Linked DNA regions of Homo sapiens: regions 2 and 3 are each linked to region 1. Evidence: chromatin contacts called from ENCODE Hi-C or POLR2A ChIA-PET data. All regions are on one chromosome and are shown on one strand. Each heading gives the region's core, a stretch centred on a gene start or an enhancer-like site at or near the end of the contact. The rest is flanking DNA. Distances are from core to core; before and after follow the strand shown.

The links. A loop is a pair of places that touch in the nucleus more often than their neighbours do. ChIA-PET counts read pairs that join two places held with the same protein, here RNA polymerase II (POLR2A). Pooled maps may share reads with other maps.
Region 2: a pooled map shows a loop between it and region 1 (8-fold over the local background). The contact joins the promoter of CDIPT here to the promoter of CORO1A-AS1 in region 1. A Hi-C loop is called at or near these places in 3 of 50 pooled maps. POLR2A ChIA-PET finds 5 or more read pairs at or near these places in 2 of 52 experiments (H1 and activated T-cell).
Region 3: a loop to region 1 is called in a pooled map, with 6 times the contacts of the local background. The contact joins the promoter of C16orf54 here to the promoter of CORO1A-AS1 in region 1. A Hi-C loop is called at or near these places in 1 of 50 pooled maps. POLR2A ChIA-PET finds 5 or more read pairs at or near these places in 4 of 52 experiments (GM10248, GM12878, activated CD4-positive, alpha-beta T cell and 1 more).

The regions. Positions count from the first base shown.
Region 1 is chr16:30,183,538-30,186,751 of GRCh38, forward strand. CORO1A-AS1 (CORO1A antisense RNA 1) reads right to left here and starts at 1,251. Exons shown (of 2, transcript NR_186359.1): 1 at 967-1,251; 2 at 1-234. CORO1A (coronin 1A) reads left to right here and starts at 65. Exons shown (of 11, transcript NM_007074.4): 1 at 65-188; 2 at 1,672-1,870; 3 at 3,061-3,183. The coding sequence starts at 1,673. RefSeq lists silencers at 1-357, 388-497, 1,868-1,967 and enhancers at 346-886, 887-1,428, 1,429-1,968, 1,969-2,510, 2,398-2,547 and 2 more.
Region 2 is chr16:29,861,781-29,864,738 of GRCh38, forward strand. CDIPT (CDP-diacylglycerol--inositol 3-phosphatidyltransferase) reads right to left here and starts at 1,446. Exons shown (of 6, transcript NM_006319.5): 1 at 1,035-1,446; 2 at 806-940. The coding sequence starts at 1,077. It also overlaps the pseudogene CDIPTOSP. RefSeq lists silencers at 1,139-1,448, 1,459-1,518 and an enhancer at 1,567-2,104.
Region 3 is chr16:29,744,355-29,747,658 of GRCh38, forward strand. It overlaps C16orf54 (chromosome 16 open reading frame 54), which reads right to left and starts at 1,636. Exons shown (of 2, transcript NM_175900.4): 1 at 1,557-1,636; 2 at 1-597. The coding sequence starts at 597. LOC124903673 (a long non-coding RNA gene) reads left to right here and starts at 893. Exons shown (of 2, transcript XR_007065046.1): 1 at 893-1,031. RefSeq lists enhancers at 1,926-1,975, 2,503-2,572.

The DNA.
Region 1 (3,214 bases), core at 1-2,500:
GGCCTGGAAGAGCTCCGCCCCAAGGGGCGCGGCCACCCCGGAGGCGGGCGCACGGCTGCTTCTCATTCATTGTCTTGACAAGAGCATCTTCAGCGGGCGAGTCCCCGGCTCCTCCAGCTCCTTCCTCCTCTTCCTCCTCCTCCTCCACCTCCGGCTTTTGGGGGATCACTGTCCTCTCTCGGCAGCAGGTGAGGCTGGGCCTGGGAGGCGCGGGTGGGCCGGGGCGAGGGCCACCTGTGGGGCGGCGCGCGCGTGGGAGCCGCGGGCTGCGGGGGCGCGCGGCTGTCACCGCGACCCAGCCAGCGCCGGGGCCAGGTAGCGGGCGCAGCAGCCCGTGGGGGGACGCTGCTTGGAGTGGGGGCCGCCGGGGCCCCAGAGCGCTCTGCGGAGGCGAGGGCTAGGGACCACCGCGGCCAAGATGGAGGTGGGTGGCCGGGGGTCAGCACAGTGTCGAGGGCCCGACTCCCCACGGAATTGAGTCTCGGGGAGGGTGGGGACGAGGGCAGGGTGGGGTGAGCGGGGCAGCTGCCCTGGGCTTGGAGACAGGAAGGGGTTGAGAGCAAAACAAGAAAAGACCAAGTTCCCCTTTCCGTGGTTTCCGGGCCTGGTACCTGTGGTGGGGGAGGAGGCAGGGTGGGGCGATGGCTTCCTGTCCCCCACCTCTGGTCCGGGGCTCCCCTCTCTCCAGATACAGGCTGCTCCTCAAGACTGGGGCTCTTCACATACGCTCCTCACCGCTCTTTGGGCAGGCCGACCTAGCAGCCTCTTCGGGAGTCCTGGGGTGGCCGGGGGTGCTGGAGCCCCCAGTGAGTAGGCGAGGCTGAGGCTAGGGGCAGAGGCTCTGGGCATGGCACCCTCCAAGCGGCAGCACAGGCCCCTTCCCTGAGCAGGAAGGTGATGCGGTGGCACAAGGTCGCCCCTGGAGTTCCTTGCTCCCCACCCAGACACTGGGGGAAACCATCCTACCTGGACCTCAGAGCAGTCGGAGTGGCCTCTCCCTTCCTGTGTGCAGTTTACATGGGGGTGGAGATGGCTCTTAAGGGCACCTGCTTTTCTGAGCGGAGGCGAGAGGCAGAGGTATGGGGAGGAGGAGATACCTGGACCTGAGCCAGAGACCTGCTGGGGAAGCTATCCTGCCGCCTCACTCCCCTCAGGCAGCCCCCACGCCACTTCCTCCTGTGTCCAGCCCCATGCCAGCAGGCGAGGGAGGCCAGCTCCTGTCCCTGCCTTTAGGAAGCGCTGTGTGGGTGTGAGGGAGGTGGGCTCTGGACACGGTAACTAAGAGAGAACCCACCCTCGGAGCCATCTGGGCTGATGACGCCTGAGTCTGAACCATTAGGAAGGACGGGCTCTGCATCCATCAGCCAGTCAGTCAACAAACATGCAGTGGGGCAACACCACGCCAGGCTCTGTTGCAGAGGCTGAGGGTACAGATTGAGAGGGTGGCTCAGAGTGGCCTGGGGCCAGGGAGAAGGGGGCTTGCAGGTTAGAGGGAAGGAGAGGCTGGGGAAGGCAAGCAGGCATCAGCCACAGAGGGAAGAATAGGGAGCCCCTGGAGATGATGCTGGGACCTTAAAAGCCAGACTGAGGGGTGTCCTGGGGGAGGTGGGGACCACTGGAAGATCAGAGTTGACCTGAAGGGAGAAATGCTCTTATGCTGTGTGCCCCCAGAATGAGCCGGCAGGTGGTCCGCTCCAGCAAGTTCCGCCACGTGTTTGGACAGCCGGCCAAGGCCGACCAGTGCTATGAAGATGTGCGCGTCTCACAGACCACCTGGGACAGTGGCTTCTGTGCTGTCAACCCTAAGTTTGTGGCCCTGATCTGTGAGGCCAGCGGGGGAGGGGCCTTCCTGGTGCTGCCCCTGGGCAAGGTGAGCCCCTGGGGCCCTGGGGGGAGCAGCTCCTCCACCGGACCCATGGCTCTGTGCAGGTCCTGATTAGGTGACGGTCACCAGGCCTTCCAGGGCCTGTGTTGCCATCTGGAAAACTGAGCTGGGCCCCATGAGCCTTACACTTCCTCCAGCTCCTCTGTGCTGTGGCTGTGTGGAAACTGACGCTCAGAAGGAGCCAACACAAGATGGGTCACACCAGTGACCAGGACTACAGACAGTCCTGCAGACCCATGATCAGCCCTCCTGAGCCTCAGCCTGGGGCTTTCTCCCCATGGAAACACAGAGGGGGTTGGGATGGGGTCTGGGGGCCCTGGCAGCGTTCTCAGGGTTGGGAGGGACTCTGGCTCTGGGCCTGTCTGAGGACCTAGCAACTCTGTCCCCCAGCTCGCAGGCAGGGATGATGCAAGAGGTGCTCTCCCCCACCCGCAGCCCTGCCCTCCCCTGGAGCCTGCTGCCCCCTCCGCTGGCTGGCTGCTGCCCCGCACCCCCAGCACACTCCTGTGCTCTTTGGGGGGTAAGACAGGAAGGGGAGATGGGCCCCAAGTTGTTACCTTAAAAGGGCTGATGGAAGCAAAGAGAAGAGGAAGTGGTTGTCGGGGTGAGAGCTGGGCCCGCGCCCCACATGGCTGTCACACAGGAAGCCCTGCTGAAGCAGCTGTCCCCGGAAGAAGCCATTTCCAAACCTCTGCTCCTGCCTGGGGCCAGTTGGGACAGGCTCCCTGGCCCCTCTCCTTTTGGGAGGACCCACCCCTGCAGCCCCACCACTCACACTCGCTCTCTGGGGAGCTGCCTCCACCCCCCCAGCCCCCATACACCTGTCCTGGCTCCAGGGCCAGTTGTGCCCATGGAAGCCTCACTCGGGGAAGCTGGGGTGGGGGTGCCAACCCTAAGGGCAGAGACAGACTGAGACAGAGACCGGCGGGAACTCTGCCAGGGTCTTGCACGGCCCCCAACCTCTGCCATGCGTGGCCAGCCCTCCTGGGGTTTGCCCAGGCCATTTTGGGACTGGAACAAGAGAAGAACAACCCGCCCCCGTCCCCACCCCAGGCCCTGGTCCAGCTCCCAGGGACACCACAGCTTTCCTCTCTGGGCCTCTCTGAAGGAGGTGTGGGGAGGTTGGATTGGGTTTGGGAGGCAAAAGCACCTCCAAGGCCCTGCTGTGCCTTTAGACTGGACGTGTGGACAAGAATGCGCCCACGGTCTGTGGCCACACAGCCCCTGTGCTAGACATCGCCTGGTGCCCGCACAATGACAACGTCATTGCCAGTGGCTCCGAGGACTGCACAGTCATGGTGAGTGGTGGTGGGGACCCAGGGGCTGGGA
Region 2 (2,958 bases), core at 196-2,695, 320 kb before region 1:
TGGAGTGCAATGGCGCAATCTTGGCTCACTGCAACCTCCGCCTCCCGGGTTCAAGCAATTCTCCTGCCTTAGCCTCCCGAGTAGCTGGGATTACAGGCACGCGTCACCAAGCCCGCTAATTTTTGTATTTTTAGTAGAGACAGGGTTTCACCATGTTGGCCAGGCTGGTCTCGAACTCCTGAACTCGTGATCCACCCACCTCGGCCTCCCAAAGTGCTGGGATTACAGGCGTGAGCCACCGCCCCTGGCCTGAATGGACTTGTATTCAGAGAGACCTCCAGCAGCGCCACCGCCATGTCATGTCTTGCTAATCCACACCTCTCACAAGCAGTGAGTTCTCAAGAGCTAGCTTAAATTCCTTTTGCTACAAAATCAGTCCATTCTTGCTGGGCGCGGCACTTTGGGAGCAAGGCAGGAGGATCGCTTGAGGCTAGGAGCTGGGGACCAATCTGGGCGACACTGCAAGACCCAGTCTCTACAAAAATTTAAAAATTAGCCGGGTGTGGTGGCACGCTCCTGTAGTCCCAGCTAGTCAGGAGGCTGAGGTGGGAGGATTACTTGAGCCCAGAAGATGGGGGCTGCAGTGAGCCATGATCGCGCCACTGCACTCCAGCCTAAGTGACAGAGCGAGACCCTGTCTCAAAAACAAAAAAACAAAACACAAAACAAAAAGCCCCAGGCCATCCTGTTCTGCTTTTTCCAGAGATGGGAATGACAGCCCTCTGACTCTGAGGTCCCGAGGAGGCAGGGGAAGGGAGGAGGGGATTGTTGAACCCCAAGGCTGGCTGAGAGGGGTGTCTGTCACCTTGATTAAGAGCGCGAGCAGCGTGTCCATCGAAAGCGTCCAGCAGGCCGCTGAGCAGGTAGAAGGAGGAGGCCGTGAGGGGGCAGCAGGGCATGAAGTAGAAAGAAATGATGGCGAAGACAATCCGGGCATAACCTTGGAACGGGACGCGGGGAGACAGGGCAGGATCAGGGAGCCCGCCAAGGCCCCTCGCCCTCTCGTTCGGCCCGGGGCCGTGGGCAGCACTCACCGATGAGGTTGGGCACGAACAGGAAGATATTTTCGTCTGGCATCGCGGCGCCTCCCTTGCTGCCCCGGGCCTGCTCTGGAGATGCCAGTGCTGTCCCAGCCCCGCAGCGCGGCCTCAGCCTCCGGCCCGGCGCATCGGCCGCACCACCTGCGCCCTGGACCCCGCCGCCCCAACCTGGCCCCAGATGCTGAAGCCCGCAGCCGTCGGGAGCATGGACCGGCCCCGAGGTGCGCGGGACGCAGGGGGCGCGCGCAGTCCGCCCTTCCTACCCGCAACCTCCCTCGCCTCTGCCAGCCCCGCAGGCGCTCCGGGCCTCCAGCTGCGGTCGCCGCTGCTCCAGCTGCGCGTGGCTTCCGGGAACCTCCTCCTCCGCGCCCGTCGTTGCAAAATTGGAGAGAGGAAAAAGTGGCTTAAAAAAATAGTTGCGGCCCCTTTAAGGCCTGTCGGCTTCCTTTCCCTTTTCCTCCCTCCGCCCCTCTCCCTTGGCTCGTACCAAAGCGCAGAGGAGGAGAGGGAGGAAGGAACCATTAACGTCAAGCAAAGTTAGAAACGGAAAAGGAAAGGGTAAAAGAGAAGACCGAATAAAAATCTCTGCTTTCCTTTTGTGGAGGGTATGACTTCCTGGAGGCAAAGATAAGGCGATAAAATTCCTCCTCCTGAGTCTTTGCGTCCCCAAGAGGCCAGGAGATTTGGTGCAGTCCTCACTTTACTCCCCGCCCCCTAAGTCTCCAGCCGCCTTTGCTCTCGCAGGCTCTAGGCGGCTAGAGAGGCTCCAGAGCGCCCTGCAGATGGGTTGCTTTTCGCGTGCCCCTTGTGATGGGAGGATTAGGTCGCAGGCTCCACCCTACGTCATCCTCCCAAGCTTCTCAAGCGTCTGGCGCTTGGGGTCACTGCCCTCAAGGAGGCACCTGGAGGGGTACGGAGGGGAGGCTGGAGGAGCAAACGGGGCGCGCTAGGAAATTCCTCTGTCTTTAGTTCTAGAACCCCTGATCTCCTAGCAACGAGGCTGCGGAACCTCTGCAGACTCCAAGGGTTTTATAGCGTCCGGTAGCGACACGGAGCCGGCTCCCCCTTTTCCAGCCTTCCTCCCCATCTCCCATTCTCCATCCCCCACGACCTATACCAGAGGTCCTTAGGCCTCCACGTCTCTCCTTTTGCCGAGTAGCCCAAGGTTTCCACCCATCTGCCAGGTCTGGGGCGTCAAGTCGGCTGCCTCGGCTTGGGAAGGTGCTTGGGAGGGAAGAAGGAAGGAGAGGCCCACCAGGCGAAGGGGTGAGGGGTAGGGGGTTGCGGGAGTTCCCTCTCACTCCCGAAGATATAAAGCAACCTTTATTATTATTATTATTTTTTCTTGTGAGAGGGAATGAGGCAGCGGGATGTTTCCTCTAAAGGCCTTGTTTAAACCTGGGCCCGGGGAATGGTGGTGGACTGGGTTCTGGGGGAAAGCGGGCTGGTTTCTCAGGTCAACTCAGGCTTCGACTGTTCCCAGGGGGATGGCGTCCACTCCGATGGGGAATGAGGGGGAGAAGAAGAGCAGCTGGCCATCTCAAGCTGCACCCTCCTTGAGAGGAGGTCCGGTGAGCACTGCAGGGAACCCTAGAGGTGGGAATGTAATGAAGTGAAAGCCTCCCAGGCAGAGGCACCCCGTGCCAGGTCTGAGCCACGGGCCCTGAGACTCTAGCCTCAACCCTGAGTCCTGAAGCCCCGACTCATAGCTCTCAGCACTAGGCCCTGACTCTAAACCCCCACCAAACCCCCCTCCCCCAGGTCCAGAGCTTTCTAGCTAAATCTCAAGGCCCAGTCCTTCAGGAGCAAGCTCCTTGGACCCACAGGCCCCAGCCTGGGAACTCCCACAGCCAGCACTCCCATGTGGGAGCTCCCAGGCTGAACCCCTCCGGCTTTTCCTTTCCCAGGCTTCGTTATC
Region 3 (3,304 bases), core at 386-2,885, 440 kb before region 1:
CCACTCAGGATCCGGGCTCCCTGGCCGCTGCCTCCTGGCCTGGGGGCTCCCAAACTGGACGCTGGCCTCTGGCCTCTGCTCGGGTTCAGCCCAGCTCACCAGGCCTGTGGCGGGGGGCCTCCCCTCCCAGGGCTGGGGCCCCCAGAAGGTGCTCCGGGCTGGGACCTCCAGTACGGTCTGGGGGCCCAAGTTGCTGGGAGCAGAATTTGGGGCTGAGGGGGCAGGTGGGGCTGTTGCTCGGGCCTCCAAAGTGCCCACCTGGGTGGGAGGCTCAGGGGCCCGATCTGTCAGCAGGGGGACCGCAGAGCCATACCAGTCCTCAGAGCGCTCTCGGGCGGTGCCCATGGGCTCAATCCACAGCTCTCCTCCTGGGCGCCACACCAGGGTGGGTGCACGGTGGCTGGGGTCTGGGCGGAGAGCACGGCGGAACAGGCGTTCAGCCAACACAGCGGTGGTGAGGATGAAGAGCGCAGCCAGGGTGGCCAGGACCAGCATGATGGGGATGCAGGGCCCACAGGGCAGTGAGGGCCATGGGGCTGCTTCCCATGCGGGGGGCCCCTCCACGCGCCCAGAGGGCGGCTCTGGAGTCAACGGCATCTGAGAGACACAGGGGTGAGAAGAGGAAGTAAATGAGGCAGAGGGGGCACAACCAAGATGAGAGAGAGGCAGCAGGTGTCCAGGAAAGCCTGGGAGAAGGGCTGGGCATGGGGGCTCATGCCTGGAATCCCAGCACTTTGAGAGGTCGAGGCGGGAGGATCACTTGAGCCCAGGAGTTCAAGACCAGCCTGGACACACAGTGAAACCTCATCTCTAAAAATAATTTAAAAACTAGCTGGGTGTGGTGGCTCACACCTGTAGTCCCAGCTACACAGGAAGCTGAGGTGGGAGGATTACTTGAGCCCAGGAGTTTGAAGCTGCAGTGACCCCAGATTGCACCACTGTCCTCCAGCCTGGGCAATAGAGCAAGACCCTTTCTCAAAAATGAAAAAGAACATTCTGGAGAGACAGAGAAGCAAGAGGGACCAGAAAGGGTAAGCGTGAGCCAGGTGGGGTGGGAGGACAGGCAGCCTACCTCGGGGCACAGCCAGGCCCTCCTGCCTGGCTCTCCAGGCCTTTCCAGAATCCCCATTTCCCTCCCAGACCCCAGGGTGCCTCAGACAAGAAAGGTCTCAAGGGCTTCTTTCCTCCCCACTCGGCCCCCTCAAGTCTTGCTCAGACCTAGAGAGGAAGTGGTGGGTGAAGAAATGAGAACCTCCCCTCCCACTGGCTCCCCTGCGTGTGTCTCCCCCACCGCCTGCCGCCAGCACCTCCGCTGGCCCCTTGAGGCTCCTTCGCCCCTCACCATTCTCCTCGGACTTGATCTTGCTCTCATAGGCTCCACGGAATCTGCTGCCGGGCCGGGCCGGGCCAGGCCTCCGGAGGCGCCTCTGCACCCCTCCTGGGCTCCCCAGCTTTGCCCAGGCTCTGGCCTGTCTCTATCTCTCGTTTGTCTCTGCACACCTCTCTGTCCCCCACATCCTCCATCTGCAGGGGGCCTCCTGCACCCCTCAACTCACCTTGGGTCAGTCCCTGGGCTCCTCTCCCTCCTAGAGCCACTCTTCCTGGTGCTGGACTAAGAGGTGCAGGCTTGGAGGGTGCAGGGCGGTCCGCCTCTCAGACGTAGAGGCCCGGCCTCGGATGAAGGCGGAAGGGAGGGCACCGCCTGTTGCTGGGCAACTGTGCCCCAACTCGTCTGCCCCTGGGGAGTGTTTGTTTCCAAAGCAACCCAAGGGGATGTGGTCACTGCGGTGAGGAGGCTTTTCCTGGGGTAAGGTGGGGCTGGAATGGGCAATGGTTCTGTTGAACTTAGTGTCACCCCATAGCCAGGCCCTGAGCCCCAGAACATTCACCGAAAAGCTGAGAAAGAGGACGCCGGGGCCAGGCACAGTGGCTCACCCCTGTAATCCCAGCATTTTGGGAGGTCAAGGTGGGCAAGTCACCTGAGGTCAGGAGTTCGAGACCAGCCTGCCAACATGGCGAAACCCCATCTCTACTGAAAAATACAAAAATTAGCTGGGCATGGTGACGGGCACTTGTAATCTCAGCTGCTCAGGCGGCTGAGGCAGGGAGAATCGCTTGAACCCGGGACTCGGAGGTTGCAGTGAGCTGAGATCGTGCCACCACACTCCAGCCTGGGCAACAGAGTGAGACTCCGTCTTAAAAAAAAAGAAAAGAAAAGAAAAGAAAAAGAAATAGGACACTGGGACTTTAGCCCGTACATTCCCAGAGAACCATGGTGCCTCCCCCGTTCCTCCTGGGAGGATGCCCCACCCCATCCTGCCTTGTCTTATCCACGGTGCCTCCCCAGATCTGCTCCTGCCATGCAGCCCCCACAGGCACCCCCTGCTTGGCCAGCTTGCTTCACACCTTTTTTTTTTTTTTCTGGTAGAGATGGGCTCTTGCTATGTTGCCCAGGCTGGTCTCAAGCTCCTGGCCTCAAGAGATCCTCCTGCCTCAGCCTCCCAAAGTGCTGGGATTACAGGTGTGAGCTACCACACTGGCCCCTGCCTCATACTTTTAATTAACATAAGTCTCTCTCTCTTCAGACCATTTAGCCCCCATTTTGGTTGGAAAATATCAGTGAGGTGAGGCTTGGGTAACAAAAATGTCAAGCCTCTGAGAGGAGTCCAGGGTATAAAAACAGGCGTGGGCCTGTTTCCAAAACCCTGACCATCCTCATGTCTGTCCCTCTTTCCTGCTGCTGAGGGTGGGAGGAGCCTGGAGCAGAGTGTGACAAGATGTCATCAGGCTCTGGAGTCCAGGTGACTTTCTGAGATTCTCTAGTTTGACTCATCCACAGATGACAAAAGTAAGGCTTAAAGAAAAGAGATTTCATGACCAAAGTCGCATGACCAATGTATGTGTGGGTGAGCATGTAGTGGCCAGGGTGGTGGAAGAATAGATAGAAATCCCTGGGCTGGGCGAGGTGGCTCATGCCTGTAATCCCAGCACTTTGGGAGACCGAGGCGGGTGGATCACCTGAGGTCAGGAGTTTGGGAGCAGCCTGGCCAACATGGCAAAACCCCGTCTCTACTAAAAATACAAAAATTAGCCGGGCGTGGTGCCGCACGCCTATGACCCCAACTACTCAGGAGGCTGAGGCAGGAGAATCGCTTGAACCCGGTGCAGTGAGCCGAGATCGTGCCATTCCACTCCAGCCTGGGCAACAGAGCGAGACTCTGTCTCAAAATAAATAAATTAAATAAATAAATGAATGAAAAGACAGTCTCCGTCAGACTGCCCCATCCTGGTGGTTTTGAGCCCT